2 separate regions of the Mus musculus genome follow, and region 1 is linked to region 2. The links are chromatin loops, found by intact Hi-C in ENCODE. Cell type or tissue: heart. All regions are shown on one strand. Links, peaks and the distances in the headings refer to the core of each region. The heading gives the core; the rest is flanking DNA.

Evidence for each region. A loop is a pair of places that touch in the nucleus more often than their neighbours do. Peaks named below come from ENCODE experiments on the same cell type or tissue, not always from the same donor. Only the 100,000 strongest peaks of a DNase experiment are listed, where the experiment ranks them.
Region 1: it touches region 2 in a loop (1.9-fold over the local background); 2 of 42 quality-filtered maps call a loop at or near these places.

Annotation. Positions count from the first base shown.
Region 1 is chr12:99,665,860-99,673,867 of GRCm38, forward strand. No RefSeq gene overlaps it. Among named protein-coding and RNA genes, the nearest start is that of Gm19951, 27 kb to the left of the region's middle. In heart, for the core only: no CTCF peak of the experiment used is centred there; DNase peaks (open chromatin) are centred at 4,732 and 5,812.
Region 2 is chr12:99,717,103-99,725,110 of GRCm38, forward strand. It overlaps Efcab11 (EF-hand calcium binding domain 11), which reads right to left. Exons shown (of 6, transcript NM_030172.2): 6 at 429-2,001. The coding sequence ends at 1,923. Among named protein-coding and RNA genes, the nearest start is that of Gm19951, 78 kb to the left of the region's middle. In heart, for the core only: no CTCF peak of the experiment used is centred there; a DNase peak (open chromatin) is centred at 4,409.

The DNA of each region.
Region 1 (8,008 bases), core at 1,906-6,905, 51 kb before region 2:
GAAAGTGAAGTCTGTGGCTATTCTTGGCATCTTTCTTTGTTGGTTTATATAATTTCTTTCTTTTTTTAAATCACTGCTCGTGTGCAATCTAATTCTGATGAACTTGCTTGTGCAGACTTTGCTGGGTGCTCAGGGATTCTCTCGCTGGCAGATATGTTTATCACTTTCGTTAAATTTGGTGACATTTTTGTCTATAGTCTCCTCAGAAGGTTTTCTGTCCTCTGAGAGCTTTTCTGAGAGTTTTATCTTGCAGAACTTAAACCATGTGACACGGCCTCACAGATCAATGGGCTTCACTTTCTTCTTTTTCCCCTTACTCTTTCCTCTGTGTATTTCAGTCTACTGCTCTCAACAGTTTCTTACATGATTTCTTCACGTCTGCAGACCTCTCCCTTAATTGTGTCCGATCTCTTAATCTAGTTACCCAAGGAATTTTTTTAAAACTTGATTTCATGGAAATTCCATTTGTTTCTTTTCATGTCTTTGTATTTCTTCATCATTGTTGATGTTTTTATTTAAAAATATGAGCAATCTATAAGAGATATTTGAGAAATTTACACTATATTTAGTGTGTGTGTATGTGTGTGTATACACACTATGGTACACACTGAGGTCCTAGAACTTGTGATGGTCTGATTTCTTCTACTATGTGGGTCCTGGGATTGAGTTTGGGTCATCAGCCTTGGTGGAAAGTGTCCTTACCCACTGAGCCATCTGCCTGATCCCATAAAGACTATTCTATAGTCTTTATTTTGTAATTCTGCTATTACTGTTGTTTTAGGGTTTTTTTGTTTTGTTTTGTTTTTGCTCATTTCCCCCTTCTGATTATGCCTCATACTTTACCACTTATTTGAATGTCTAGAACTCTTGGTCAGGATTTCAAACATCACATTTTTCTATGTCTAGAATGTCTCTACCCTCTCTGTGTAGCATTGGGTTTGTTTTTCAAGCATTAACCCACTTCGCTTGTGAGCTGAGGTTGTTTTTAAGCTTTGCTAGGCTGAGCCCGGGGAGCCACTGCCATGGGATTAGGTTGTCTGCTCTAGAGTCTCTAACACATGCTTCTTTGGTTTTAGTAAGCAAATGGTGTCTTCCCAAAGAGATCCATATCCTAAGACTAAAAATATGGGATATGGCAGATTTGTTGACAAAAAAGGATTAAGCTATGGTTGGAGTGAATGACGCTGAACAGTTCACCTTAAGACAGGAGCTGGTCCTGAGCTATCCAGGTGGACCCACCACCTTTGAAACAGAAGAGAGAGGCAGGAGAGAGAAACAGAGTGATTGTGTGGGTGAGATGGCTCAAGGCCAGGGGAGAAGGTGGCGGGGTGCAGGGTGCAGCGTGGGCAGAGTAAGGGCTATGTAAGATGTTCTGACTCAAATGGCAGAGAAACAGATTCTTTCATAGATCTTCCAAAAAGGAGACTATCTGATAACATCCTGATCATAGCCTGGTGATGAGCATGTCAGACCTCCAAGCTACAAAACCATTAAGATAATAAACTTGTTCCTTCAGCTAATTAACATAGTTTTGTTTTGTTTGGAGACAAGGTCTCACATTGTAGGCCACCAATAGTGGGCTGGAACTCACTATGTAGCCCAGGGTGGTCTGGAACTCATGGAATTGCAAGTTGAAATAAACCCTTTCCATCCATAAGTTGCTTTTGGTCAGAGTGTTTTCATCCTAGCAACAGAAATGAAACTGGAACGACAGTTTACCAGTCCTCTCTGCAGCCATGTGCCCTGTGTCCACAGACGGAGTCGCTGCAGGATCCTGCTTCTGTCAGCACCAAAGGCCTTGCAGTTCCCTGACTTTCCCCACCCTGCTCTTGGTTCCTTCTACTGATACCTTGTGCACCTTTTTCCCCCATAAAGCACATATCTTGCAAGTCTGTGTTTCAAAAACCGTGCCAAATCCAGTTGTCTTGCCACCAGCAGAGAGTGCCCTGGAACCAAGTTCAAGATGACATCTGGTGTGCTCTTGTACATCTTGGCTAGTTTCCCCCCAAATTTCTGTCATAGACTCAGTTGCCTTGCCCCTGGTGAAAGCCATCTCTGACCCTTTGTCTCCTCTGAAGTAGGTGGCTGTGCACGACCTCTCTGGCCCACATCATTACTGTGTGGGTCGTGACAGTGGCAGTTTCTCAAGCAGTGAAGGAGCTGGCCACATTCTTAATCACTCGACTCAACTCTATCAGCCGCTTGATTTATGCTGATGTTATATTCCTGAGAAGTGCCAGTTAATTCAAAAACATGTACAGCAAAATGATTTTTATCACACAAAATGAAGAGAAAGCAAAGCAAAAAGACATGCGCTAGTCTGTTGCAGAAGATTTCAGCCATGCAAATGGGTTTTGCCGTATTGCATTAATAAGAGCAGTAAATAAACAGTTTATGGGGAAAATGGAATATATTAAAATTTATTCATGGGATAACAAGGAAGAAATAGCCACAGATGGATGGAGCCCTGGCCAGTGTGGTCTGCAAACACTGGTGTACATGGCTCTCCATTTGCTGCATTTAGAATTCTAATGTACGAAGTCTCTCATCAGATTAGTGCCATTGCCGACCAAACTCCTGTGATCCTTTGTGGTCCTTAGGACTTTCATAAAGGAAAATCATATGGCCAAAGCCTGTGATAATAATAATAATGGGAAACACTGACAAGCTACCTGCCAGCTCTTCCATACATGTGGACTCATCTATCTTACATGTTCTCACATTGCTTCCATTTTAAGTGTAAGGACCACTGTGCTGGGGATGGAGAGACGTCATAGGATGGGTACTTTTGGATGTCAACTTGGTTGGCCTAACTGTCAGATATTTATGAGAATGTTTTTGAACATAAGAATGTTCCTGAAGAAGTGTGTGTGTATATATGCATGTATATGTGTGTGTTTGTGTGTGTGTGTATGCTCATGTGCACACATATGCACGCCACGGCATGCTTGTAGAGAGGTTGAAGAACAACTAATGGGAGTCATTCTCTCCTGCTACCGAGTGGGTCCTGGGGACCAAACCCAGGCTTGACAGCACATGCCTTCTCCAACCAAGCTATCTTAAAGCAAACTCTTCCTTGATAGACAGATGTGATGTATATCTATAATATTTATACTTAAAATATATGCATAGTATTTATTTAATATATTTACCTGGTTTATAGGTATTTAATTTATATGTGCATATATTTCTCTATGTAAATAAATGCATCCTTCTTGATAACACTTGTCTAAGATTCTAAATAGTAGAATCAGCTTAAAATCTTGTATAGTGGTGCGAGAATTTACACTTTTGATGTGGGCCAGCCTATCTTTTTCAGGGCAGGAGGTTATGTCTAGTTTGAGGCCAACACGGGTAGCCTTTCTCATTTCTTTATATTAACTGACCAAATTGGATGAGGTAGACAATATATGTCAGCCTCTCTAACAGGCGAACCCCGAAGGTCAAAGGCTAACTAACTCTAGGAAGCTTAGTTCTTCCACATGCAGGTATGACTGGGCAATCCTGCTCACCAGGCAGCCCCACCCTACACTCATTCAGGAACCCAGGCTGCTGGAGCTCCTGCCCTCTTCCACACAAAGCTCACCCGGAGACCACCCGAGGGCTGGACTGCGATATAGCCCGCCAGCCCCAGAGGCAAAGGAACATGTATGTTTGTATAGGGGTAAGCGTCATACATGCACATATATGTGCATACAAGCGAAAGCCAGCAGATGTTGCATATATTTCTCAAATATCCTCCAAATTATATTTTTGAGACAGGGTCACTCACTGTCCCCGGAGCCCACGGACTCAGATACACTGATTAAGGAGTCCGGGGGTGTGTCCTGTGCCTGTTCTTTTTTATATAGGAGCTGGGGGTCAAACTGAGTTCTTCACGCTTGTGTCTCAAGCACTTTCCCAACCAAGTCATCTCCTCAGTCAGCTCTACTCTAAGCCTTTGTACTCTGCTGAGGGATTGGTTTCTGGGGGTGGAGGGGGGACGGAGGCAGGAAAGACAAGCAGTTTAGAATGTATTACTCTGAAATTACTCCTGTTGTGCTTATGTGCAAGTTTCTCATTTTTCTTTCATTTTATTTCAAACTCCTTAAATTAACAAGGCCTAAACAGAGAAAGCTGGTGTGTGTGTGTGTGTGTGTGTGTGTGTGTGTGTGTGTGTGTGCGTGCTTAAACAGATCAATCAACCTGACTGGCAGGTTTTACATAGATATCAAGAGAGGAGTTTGGAGACAAATGTGGAGCCCGATTGTAAAAGGCCTTGAGTGTCAAGGACAGAGCTTGGGCCGGAGTGATCTCTCCGCCTCTCCCTCTCCTCTAACCTGACAGCTGGGGCGTCTGTGGGCCTGCCTTCCCGTCCACTCGGAACACGGTGATATCAGGCAGCATGCCGCTGCTACTCACACCGCTGGGAGCAAGACAAGCAGGACCTGACCTTAGTGGTCTGCTTCCGGGTCCTTCCTCCGTTACTCCAATCTGGCTAGACCCTTCCATGTGAATGAATAGTTTTCCACAGTTATGATTTAAATAAGCTCATCCCGAGCTCGTTCTCTTCTGTGTCCTTGGTAAGAACCCAGGACACGCCCCTCTTCTGATCCTGATGGACCGCAGACTCTGAGTATACAGGGCTGAAGAGTAGACCCTGCGATGGGTGACCCAAGCAGGCAGATAATGCAATACTAAGAACACCTACTCAGTGGGCATACCTTCAGATCATAATAATATGCCGAATGCGCTTGAAATAGCAGACGCTGCGCTGCTAAGGATTAGACGCTTCCTCTGAATATCCCCAGGCCGGAAGCACATGGCTAGAACAAATGGGAGGGGCTCAGTGGAAAATAACTGGGAGAAAGCTCCCGGGATGCTGAGATTTCGACTTGGAAAGGACCCTGCAGCAGCCGATTTTCTCCCACATAATGGGCTGAAAAAACTACATCTCTGTAAAAATCAAGAAAAGCCTAACGGAGTGCAGCTGCCACCCCCCCCCTCCCCCCCATAATTAGATCTGGGGGATTACTGCTGAGATGGATGGAAGATATCAGATGGCCAGTGCTAGAGACAACTTGCCATCCCTGTCTGACTACGCCACTAGACACTGGAGTTCTCAGCAGACCCACATATGTTTGTTTTTAATTAAAATGTGCTGAATGGACCGTTAGCTGTTCGGAAATAATGAAGACAAGCAACACAAGACAAATCGGCTAATTGACAACTCCAAACGTTCCGTTTTATACCCTTCAGTAATGTTAATGGAGCTTTCCAATATGTTCTGGTTGAAATAATAATTACACAAACACAGTTACATAATAATCTAAGAGGTAGATAAAATATATATAAATAACAACAGCGGCATAACCCACAAGTGGGTCAAAGGATTACAAATTCATTCTCTCAGGCTTTATCTCAATGAGTATTCATGGAGTGCTTGTTGTTTATTAAGGGCCGGGCTCTTGTGGACTAATGCCTGGGATGAGATCACCCCGGGGGTTTTCAGATATACGTTGTTGTGTGAGGTCACATTGTGTGAGGTCACATGTTCTGTACGTGTAGAGGAGCTATGCAGAACAACATCTCCAATTGTGTCCTCTAACCATGTAGTGAGAGAGTATAGAAAGGGTATTTTCAAAGGGAGACTATGTCATTTTAAGCGATTTGAAAAGCTAGTTTATGTGAAGGTAGAGAACCTGGCCAAGAGTTTGACAAACGATGTTTTATTCAGTGCATACAGAACCAAGCACAGCTGTCTCAAGGATGCGTCCTGGGACTGTAGACACAGTGCAAGGCCGAAGGGCAGCCGGACGCCTAGTGTACCGTAAACACAGGGCTTCTTGGGAATCTTCCAAGGTCTGTGGCAGAATTTCAATCACAAGATATACAGAGTTCTGGCCAAAATTGGGAGTGATAGCAACTGTCAAATGTCTTTGGATGTTTTGTGGAGATGAATCCCTTAGCTAAGTGGAATGGTAGGGAATGATTCAGAGTCACTGTGAGCACCCCTGCCCTTCACTGTCAGGCCAGGATATCAATGGGGTAAATGAACTCCCATGCTTTTGGAGTTTATTTACAACTGAAATGCAAAACCTCAACCTCATCCATATTCAATCAGAGAAAATTGTGGCTCATCCAAGACAAGACGGGAGCCAAATTTGGGGCAAAGCAAAGGGTGACATCATCTGAAAGGGCTGGAAATGAAGTGTAAATTTGAATATCATCTGTATATAAGTGATAATTAAAGCTGTGAGACTCAATACGTGCCAAGAGAGAAAGTCAATGAAAACGCAGAACAACAGTGTCCCTGGACACGTCTTACTTCTGAAAGAGAATTTTTTTTTTTAAAAAAAAAAGTTGGTAAGAGGCAAGATTTTCTTTCCTGCTGAATGACTTCGAAACCAGACACAAATCATTTTCAAAGAGCCCAGAACCATCCGTAGACACTGTCTTAATTGTCTGTATGTTGATCAAAATAAAAGGCTTTTCAGTAAGTTTTGTATTCCAAGGAATTGGGAAGCTTCTCCCGTTAGCTTGGAGATGACCTCTTCCTGTAGAGAGGTTGCTTCAGCAAACAATGCTAAGAGAATCTAAGCTGACACTGGCCTGTCCTTCTCAAGGCTGTAGTCACATCTGGGAGGAAGCCCAGGCGGCCCTCATCTGAGTACTGCATGGCTCCAGTCTCAGCACAAACTATCTAAGTCCTAAGCATGTGTGACTGCATCCACAGTGGAGTCACACGAGATGAGCCTGAGTTTCCCAAAACAGAGACTAGCCTGTGAGGAATTCATGATGGAAGGGTAGGTAGCTTTTGCCATACACCAGCCTTTCGAGCAGCGGTTCTCAACCTGTGGGTGGTGACTGACCCCTTTGGGGGTCATGTATGAGATAACCTCTATCTCAAATATTTGCATTAGAACTCATACAGTAGTAAAATTAGAGCTGTGAAGTTATAATGAAATAGTTCTATGACTGGGGTCACCACAACGTGAGGACCTGTTAAAGGGTCACAGCATTAGGAAGGTTGAGAACCAGTGTCCTAGAGACTGACTTGGGATTCATTTTGGGTTCGATCTTTCTGGCCCGTAGAAAACTCATAAAGGCAGGCAAGGTCCTCAGTGGTGGGTTGAGCACAGAGTGCTAGTTGAGTTGAAGATCCAACCTTCCCATGCCTTAGAATGCAGCTGAGTTTGGATGTGGGATGTTTGAGGAGGTGAGAATGAGGTCTAGAAGATGTGCTCAGAACCAAGATAGATGGGGTTCTAATGGGAAAAAAATTGAAACACAGTTATATGCATGAAAAAGCCACATGAAAACATAAGAGAAAGAGGCTGTCAACAAGCTGGGATTCAGACTTCCAGCCTATTGAAGTGTAAGGAAATGTGTTTTTGCTATTTAAGTGACTCATTTTTTTCTATGGGAGTCTTAGCAAACTAATTTTTAGGGTAAAAGACAGAAAGCCTGTGTATGCATTTTCTACAGATGTCCCTCTTGTTCTAGGTATTGACCTGTTCAACAGGCTCAGCCATTATGCCTTTTGGTCACATAAATAGGTATATAATACACACACACACACACACACACACACACACACACACACACACACACACTTAATTTTTCTGGGCTTTGATCGCCATATTTCTGAGTGGGAGCAGAAAACATTTGGTCCATGCTACTCTTGCACTGAGCATGGATTCTGAGATAAATTCCTACAAACTTTGTTCTTTCCCTTCCCTGTACATTTATAAAATCCAATGGCTTCCCAGGTATATTCTTCCCTCAACGTTTTATACTATGAAATGACTAGTTCAGCTTAGTCATTCACTATGTAACTTCTAACAAGTAACTGAGTCCCTATAACAGTCTCCTGGGGCTGTGAAAATTAGAACTTGGGGGACAGCTGTCCAGATCCTGGCAGAAGACCCAAGCACCAATGGTCAGAACAAGTTGTTTTCAGCCCTCTAATATGGGAGCCTGCTATTTGCTTGTAGAAGATGTTGATGGCTTTGGAGGCTAGACTTCT
Region 2 (8,008 bases), core at 1,872-6,871:
TCCCTCACTCTTGCTCAGGACGAGCAGGGTCCAACTGGGAGTGCAATACAGAAGTTTGGAACTCTAGCTGTTACTGAAGAACGGCTCTGTTAATAAATGCTATATATATATATATATATATATATATATATATATATATATATATATATAAAATAGATATAATGCATATACACATATAATATATAAAATATATGTATGATAAAATATATATGTATATTATATAACACATATAATAGAAAATATGTATATATGTATATAACATATACATAATGTACATATAACACATTAGAAAAATAATATATACATTCAATATATATACACAACATATAATATATATGTTGTGTATATATATCATATATATATACCAACATACACTATATATGTATATATGTATACACACACACACACATACATACCATAAATATGATATTTAAGAAATCAAAAATATCTCTTTAATATTTTGAGATCAGGATCAATGATTTGGTTTGTCTTATAATGAAAACACTTGCTGAACAAAGTCAGAAACTGGACTACTGTGCACAAAGTCATACACACTTCTCAATGATACCAGTAATTCATTTCTGCCTCTGAAATAATATTTCATTCATGTTGAGAAATTATTTTCATTGCTTCTTCATTTAGTTTATGAATGTTTGACTAAGCCTTTAATTTTTAACAAACTCCGTTTGAGGATAATTTTAGATTTATAGAAAAATCATGAAAACAGTAGAAATCCTATCTATCCATCACCCAGTCTCCCACACTATCACAAGTAGCAGAGGAAGTCCAGGCTTGGTTCATCTCTACCGTATGGTCCCTAGGGGCCCGTTAGGAGACCAAATTACATTTCAGTCAAATTACATTTAGTTATCCCATCTCTTAGGTTCCTCTGGTTTAGCATAGCTAAAAACTTTATTTTTCTTAAGGCTATCTACTAATAATTTATATGAGCATGAAGCTTGTTGAATGTTGGCTATACAAATTTATATTTCTACTTGATCGTTTAATGTTTAACACTTTAAAAACATAAATTGCATTAATTATACCACAAATGTTAATGTTGTGAAACACTTACAAGGACAATGTTGGTATTTCAGAGTTATCTTTAGTAGATGCTGAGCTGTATGTTGTGACTTGATGTGATCACTGGCGCCCAGGGGCATGGCAGGGAGTGGAGACTCCTAACTCTAGGATGGCTGGAGCTTCAGGTCCAGGGCAGAACTACCTAGAACCAGAAGTGTGTGGCAGAGGGCTGCCGGCCAGCTTCTCTAGCTAGCTTCTCTGAAGAAAGAAGCCCAGGCTCAGGTCCAGGCTATCCTAAAGGGAACCAAAGACCACACCCTTCTGCCCATTAAGACCCCAGTTACATCCTGGACTTCTCTGTATAAAGAATGGCTGATGGCCTAGCCAGAGCTGCTTCCTCCTAGGCTTTGTACACAGGTGCCCTGTGCACCTCTCTGTACCCCAGGCGCATCATCTCAGAGTCTTTGTTTTCCTAGCACTAGCTCATTGCTTGGACACAGTAAGCTTGATGTTCAGCCGAGGTGGAGCAAGTGAATGGCAATGACACTGCTAGCAGAGCAAAGGTAACTTTTCCCGGAGCTGACAAGAGTGAGGGACTCATGCGGAGTTAGCAGAGCCTCCAACCCACAGGATAGAGGACAGAAAGCTGACAAGAGCAGAGAGGGGGAAAAACTCCAAACCCACTGGGTGGCAGGGCCAGCAGTAGCAGCCTGACTCAGGGCTGCTGGAGACACACACAGGAGATTCCCATCTCTAGGTCCAATATCAGCATTCAAAAGCTCTAACTAAGAGTTTACTCACAAGTACACAGTTTCATACCCTTCCTAGATTGAGGTCTGTGAGACCTTCAACTAGATTACAATCCATCGAGCTGTCCAAGTAGTTCACAAGCACCCGGCTCATTTTGACTGCCCATGGTTCATGGCGTATTCAAAGTCTCGGAAGCTGACGTGACCATCTGAGTCTTGATCTGCCTCCCTGGAAAATGACACAGGAAGTTAATCACACAGTATTCCTGTCAGGATCTCCATGTGAGCAGCACACTAGAACCTTCCTTCTCTCTCTTTCTCTCTCTCTTTTTTTTTTTTGAGACAGGGTTTCTCTGTGTAGCCCTGGCTGTCCTGGAACTCACTCTGTAGACCAGACTGGCCTTGAACTCAGAAATCCGCCTGCCTCTGCCTCCGGAGTGCTGGGATTAAAGGCGTGTGCCACCACAGAACCAATCTTATCTCGAAGACTAAGGTTGACGCCTATGTTTTGTTCCACAACAGTGCTGACACCTAAGGTATGAAGGAAAAAAGAGGTATTTATTAAAACCTACAGAAGCACACATGCAATGCATTTGAGGGCTGGACCTAAATACATAAGCTATACAGGAAAAGGAGGAATAAGGGGCCAGGGCTGTAGCTGTTGACTGAATGTTTGACTACCAGGCATGAAACCTTGGGTTTCACCCATAAGACTGCATAAAACTGGGAATAGTGGGGCATACCTATAATCCCAGCACTGGGGTATCAGAGGCAGGAGGATCGGAAGTTCAAGGCCATCCTCATTTACATAGTGAGTTTGAGGTCAGCCTGGGCTATGTGCAACCCTGTCTCAAACAGAAGTAGGCATACATATTGTTCCAGTACTCTGAAGTAAGATCTCCATCATGGCTTGCTGTTGCCTCCCTACAGAACCAAGACAGCACCCAGAGAGAAGCTGCCCCACGGCTAACCACCACACATCCACAATTCCTGGCTGGCTTCACTCATCCTTGGAATCACTGTCGCATCCTCACATCCTCACAAGTGCATGCTAAGCTTTTCCAGTTCCTATGCAGACTGACGAAGGTGTGAGCCCTTGCCTGAGGGTGTGGGAAGCCTCTGAGGGGGTGTCCTTGGAAGCTCTGAGACCTGGGCTCTGTTCCCACAACAGGCAGTAGGGAATGGCACACGTTCTAGGTGATTAAGATAAACTATCCCGCCAAGGCACAAACAGCAGCAGCAGCAGCTGCTGCGGTGGTGGTGGTGGCGGCAATGGCGGTGGTGGCGGCAATGGCGGCAGCGGCGGCAGCGGCTCACTGGCTCTGTCACCAGTGAAAGACATGTCTGCTAAAGAGCATCTGAAAGAAAAGCTCACAAAATGGTCCCAGTTCCTCTTGGGGACATCCTGAAACAAGGAATGGCATGCCTTCTGTGGAGCTCCTGTGGTATCAACTGTGACATGGGGAGTGGGGGTGGGAGGAGGAGTGGGGTGGGCTTAAAAGCAAAGCCTGGCCTAAGCAAGAAAGCCACTAATCACTGTAATAGTTTTAAAGCAGACTTTTAAAATATTGAATTCTTAAAATAAACTTTCTGAATATTTCATGCCAAAGTCTCTGAAGTCTGTAATGGGTCTGGATAGAGTAATGATAATTTTTCATTCTTTTGAAGTAGAGAAAGAGAAAGAAGGGAAGAGAGAGAGAGAGAAAAAAAAAACCCACTTCTCTGCCCCAGGGCAGAAACCATGTTGCAGTGTGTTGGGTTAAAATGACTGCGTACTGCGGAGGCTATCTGTCTGTTTATATCTCTTGGTAAAATATACACAGTGATTTCATGCTATACAGCACACAGAGTGTAATGTCAGATCTCTTCTAAGGGATTTAAAAATAATCACAGGATCGCACATCACTGACTATGGGATATAAACCATCTCTTTAATAAAATTAGATAATTGAAGAGTCTTCATATTGCCTAAGTATTTGATTAGATAAATAGCACTCCCTCCCTTTCTGCTCTGAATTGGTGTGTCGGAACTGTAAATCTCACAGAGTGGATAACCCAGAAGTGTACTACTAAGATAAAATGCTTCTGATGATATTTTAAATGTTTTCATTCGTTCATTGGGCCATTGGAAGCCTGTAGGAAAAGAAATCCCTTAGCTTATTTTTTTTCCTGTAAACAACCTATTGTAATTGTATTAATCTTTATTCTTGTCTTTGCTACTGCTTCCAACTGGAAGGTGGGTACAGTGTCACCAAAAAACGTGGAAGGGGAAAGTCCATTTTTATGTCTTGAAGAGGGCATTCTATGCCCACACTGAATGGAGAGATATCCGATGTATCCTGTTTATATTTAGAATGAACAACATTCGTGCTTGTTCCTGTTTCACACACCTATGAACATTTCATCTTGAGCAATGAGGAAATTGAAGTTTCAGGGCCAAGAGTTTAAAAGCTATGACATAAGGTTTCTATTACCAACAACAGTATTCTCCGAAAGACTGCGACACTCACTCTGGATCGCAGCGTTATGGGAACAGATGGGCCAGTGGGCAGAGCTGGAGCTGCGGCGGAGAGGGGAAAGCTGCCGTTAAGTAAATGGGAAGATCACTTCTGTTTACGGTGAAGCAAGCCTTCAAGCCTGGTTCTGAAGCGGGAACACACTGTTTCAGTGTCACCTGCAAATATTCTGCACCAAAATAGCTCATGACCTTTTACCCCGACTAGACATAATCTCCCAGAGTGCAGAGCTTTTGCTCACAGTTGGCCCCACCTCTTAGCTCATAGCCAGCAATGGCTGTGCATTAAATAAATGAATTTATGGCATAAAAGGAGCTGGGGATCAGGCGATACTATTATAGACAATGTACTACCTCCCAGGAGGTGCTGGGATTGAAATAAAGAGACTTTCTTACCACTGTCAACGATCAGGAAAGAAGCCAGTGAAATAAAACACAGGGAGGGGGCCCCCTTTAAACCACCACCCAGAGATGCACGGGTAAGTCCAGTCCAGTCTCTGTGCTCAGCTGCACCATGCAAACAGAGTAAACAGGAAGAACCACAGGAGAGATGGGCTTGGGAAAATGAGGCTGCTGAGTGTGGTGGTGGATGGACAGCAGGCAGACAGGTAGATGTATTCAACGGAAGCCAAGGGCGGCTGTGAATGTGGCTCAACATAAACTCTTAAGGCTTAGAACATTGTGAGTATGATAGAGCACACACATGCGTGCAGACACACAGATAAAAACAGTGTGTATGTGTGTGTGTGTATGTGTGTGTGTGTGTAACTTGATTATGTGGGCCTCAGGGGTGACCTTTGGGGTTGGCAATGCTATGTCACGGTTTCAGAAGGTTACCTGGCAGAGCTAACAGGTAGGACACATGTCTATGTTCAAAGCTTAGAATGAATACCGAAAGGAATTGAGCTTACAGAGAGGTATATGAGGGGAAAGTAAATTGCTGTTAACAGGTGCTTTCTAAAAATGAAAGTCCAATGACATTAAAGGCCTTTTTGATTTGTTTTAAAATGCAGAATGGAGACAGGCCTGCCTGGAATTCCTTTTGGAAACAGGGATTCTCGAGAGCTGGCTGCTCTGTATGATTCCCCGTGAACAACTGAGGAGCTTTGGGGAGGACCAGATGAGGAACACGAAAAGAGGGGCTGGAGTCAGGGGCTGAGCAGCCTGAAGGGACCAGCTGTCTGGGCAGAAAGAGTAGGGAGTGGAAAGGCAAGTGGGGGGTGGTACTGTGCCCCATCAACCGAATTAACCCACGGGGAGAGCTGAGGGCCAGATGCTCTCTGGAAATCTGCAGGAGTACTGAAACGAAACGTGCTTAGGTTCTCCCAGGGTATGGAGTGGGGTTCTCTGCAACCCTCTCTGGACTCAGGGGTGCAGAAGACCTTCACTGACCAAATACAACAAGACTTTCAGGCAGGACTGAACAGACCACCTGGCTGGACTCCAATGGTTCATTCTTTTTGTTTGTTTGTTTTTTTTTGTTTTTGTTTTTGTTTTTGTTTTTGTTTTTGTTTTTTTCGAGACAGGGTTTCTCTGTATAGCTCTGGCTGTCCTGGAACTCACTTTGTAGACCAGGCTGGCCTCGAACTCAGAAATCCGCCTGCCTCTGCCTCCCGAGTGCTGGGACCAATGGTTCATTCTTATAAGACACACACTCTTCCACCCGCTGTGGTACAGTAATAAGTGCCCCACAGTTACTTTCACGAGCATGGGAATCATTGTTTTCTCCTTTACAAAGTTGGCTCCAGGTGATGTGGTGTGGCTTTTGGTAGCCAGAGCAGCTGCTTCCCTAAGCAGAGACTGCGAGGCCTGAGACTCGAGGAAGCCAGGGTTTCTCACTGGGCTCCCTCCTGAGGCAGACCACAGTGTTGTCTATTCATCTGTGAGGGGGGACACAAGGTAATTTGTGTGTGTTCATCCCTGAGTGCACATGTGTGTGGAGGTGTGTTTGGAGGCCAGAAGGTGAACCTTGGATGCTGTTTCTCTTGCTGACCACCCAGGGCTGACAGACACAGGCTGTGAGGAGCTTGAGGGCACTGCCTAGAGTCAGGGCTGAGAGGACGGAGGAGCAACTCCTCTGAGCGGAAGGCAAACAGGGAGCCATGTGGTCCATCAACTGAATTAACTCATGGAAGCTTGAGCTGAGGGTCAGAGACTCTGAGATGACACCACCTTTTTATTTGAGGCAGAGTATCTCACTGGCTGGAAACTGACACCTGGGTTGGTGGGGGGCTGACTACCCAAGCAGTAGGGGTCTGCTTGTCTTCTCCTCCCCAGTGCCTGGATTATAATAAACCTGTGCCATCACATTCTGTCTGTCTGTCTGTCTGTCTGTCTGTCTCAATGTGGGTTCTGGGGAATCAAACTCAGGTCTTTGAGCTTAAGCTTGCAAGGCTAGTACCTAACTGAGCTGTCTACCAAATCCCAAGAGTTCTTACTTTAATAAAAAAAAATGTAAATAGTGTTTCTCTAAAGTACGGTTTCTTATATGAAACATTTCTATCAGACCGATTTCTTAGAATGCCCTGAAAACACTTTATTTCTTGAAAAAGTTGTTTTTGTTGTAAGATCATTTCCGAGTAACTCTTGGCGGGTTTCCAAAAGCAGATCTCAGACTTGAATACTGGCTTTTCCAAAGTTACTCACGGAAGAAAGAGCAACTAAATAGAGAACCAAAGCGAGAAAGGCTTATAGATTGTATTACATTAAGACAATGTGATGTTCTTTATTAAAAACGGCATAAAGACTACGAAAGTGACATTTTAAACTGGAAACAAGAATGCAAGCTAGTATCTTCATTACAACTGCAGTCCTATAAATATCTATACTCATTTGAGTGGAAGTTAGAGGTTATATGCTAACTAGATTAGAGATGATAGGTGCTGGATGATTCTGTCCTAGAGCACTGTTGAAGGGCTGAGGAGATGGCTCAGTGGGTAAGGATGCTGCTGTGTAACCAGAACCCACACAGTAGCACAGATCTGTAGGCACGGTGCCCTTTCAAGGACACAGGAGGCAAAGATAGGAAGATGGCAGGAATCTTGTGGGTCAGCAGCAAATATCAAACAGACTCTGTCTCAAACAAGGTGGAAGGAGAGACCTGCACCCAAGACCTCTGGCCTTCACATGCATGCCTGCATGCGCGCGCGCGCGCGCGCACGCGCGCACACACACACACACACACACACACACACACACACACACACACACAAGGTGAGAGTTCAAGTGTCCTTTAGCAGTCTATGTTTCTCTCTTTAGTCTGAATATCCCAGACAAATAGCCTGTTTCTGTGTGTGCAGATCCTCATCAGCTAGAGCAGGGCTCTAAACCTCAGCAGAGACAGTTTTGCACCAGAGTGCTACATTATAGCAGCAGAACATGACTCTACACTGAGGAGGTTTAGCAGTATCCCAGGCCTTTATCCATCAGATGCCAGTGGAGCAACCCTCCCCCTGCCCTGCACTGTGCCAGTTAAACTTATTTCCAGAAATTGCCAAGTACTCCTGGGCCAGGCAGGGGGCAGGAAGAAAAGCTAAGCCATCCTCGGTTCAAAACTTCTGAGCTAAAGGAGCTGTAGTTTGAGGTAATAATTGGGAGTGTTCTAGCTAAATCCACATGTACTAAAATAATTGTCTTGGCTGAGGGATGTCTCCGTGAATAAAGCACTTGACTTAGGAGCACGAAGACCCGAGTCTGAATCCCAGAACCCATATAAAGGCGA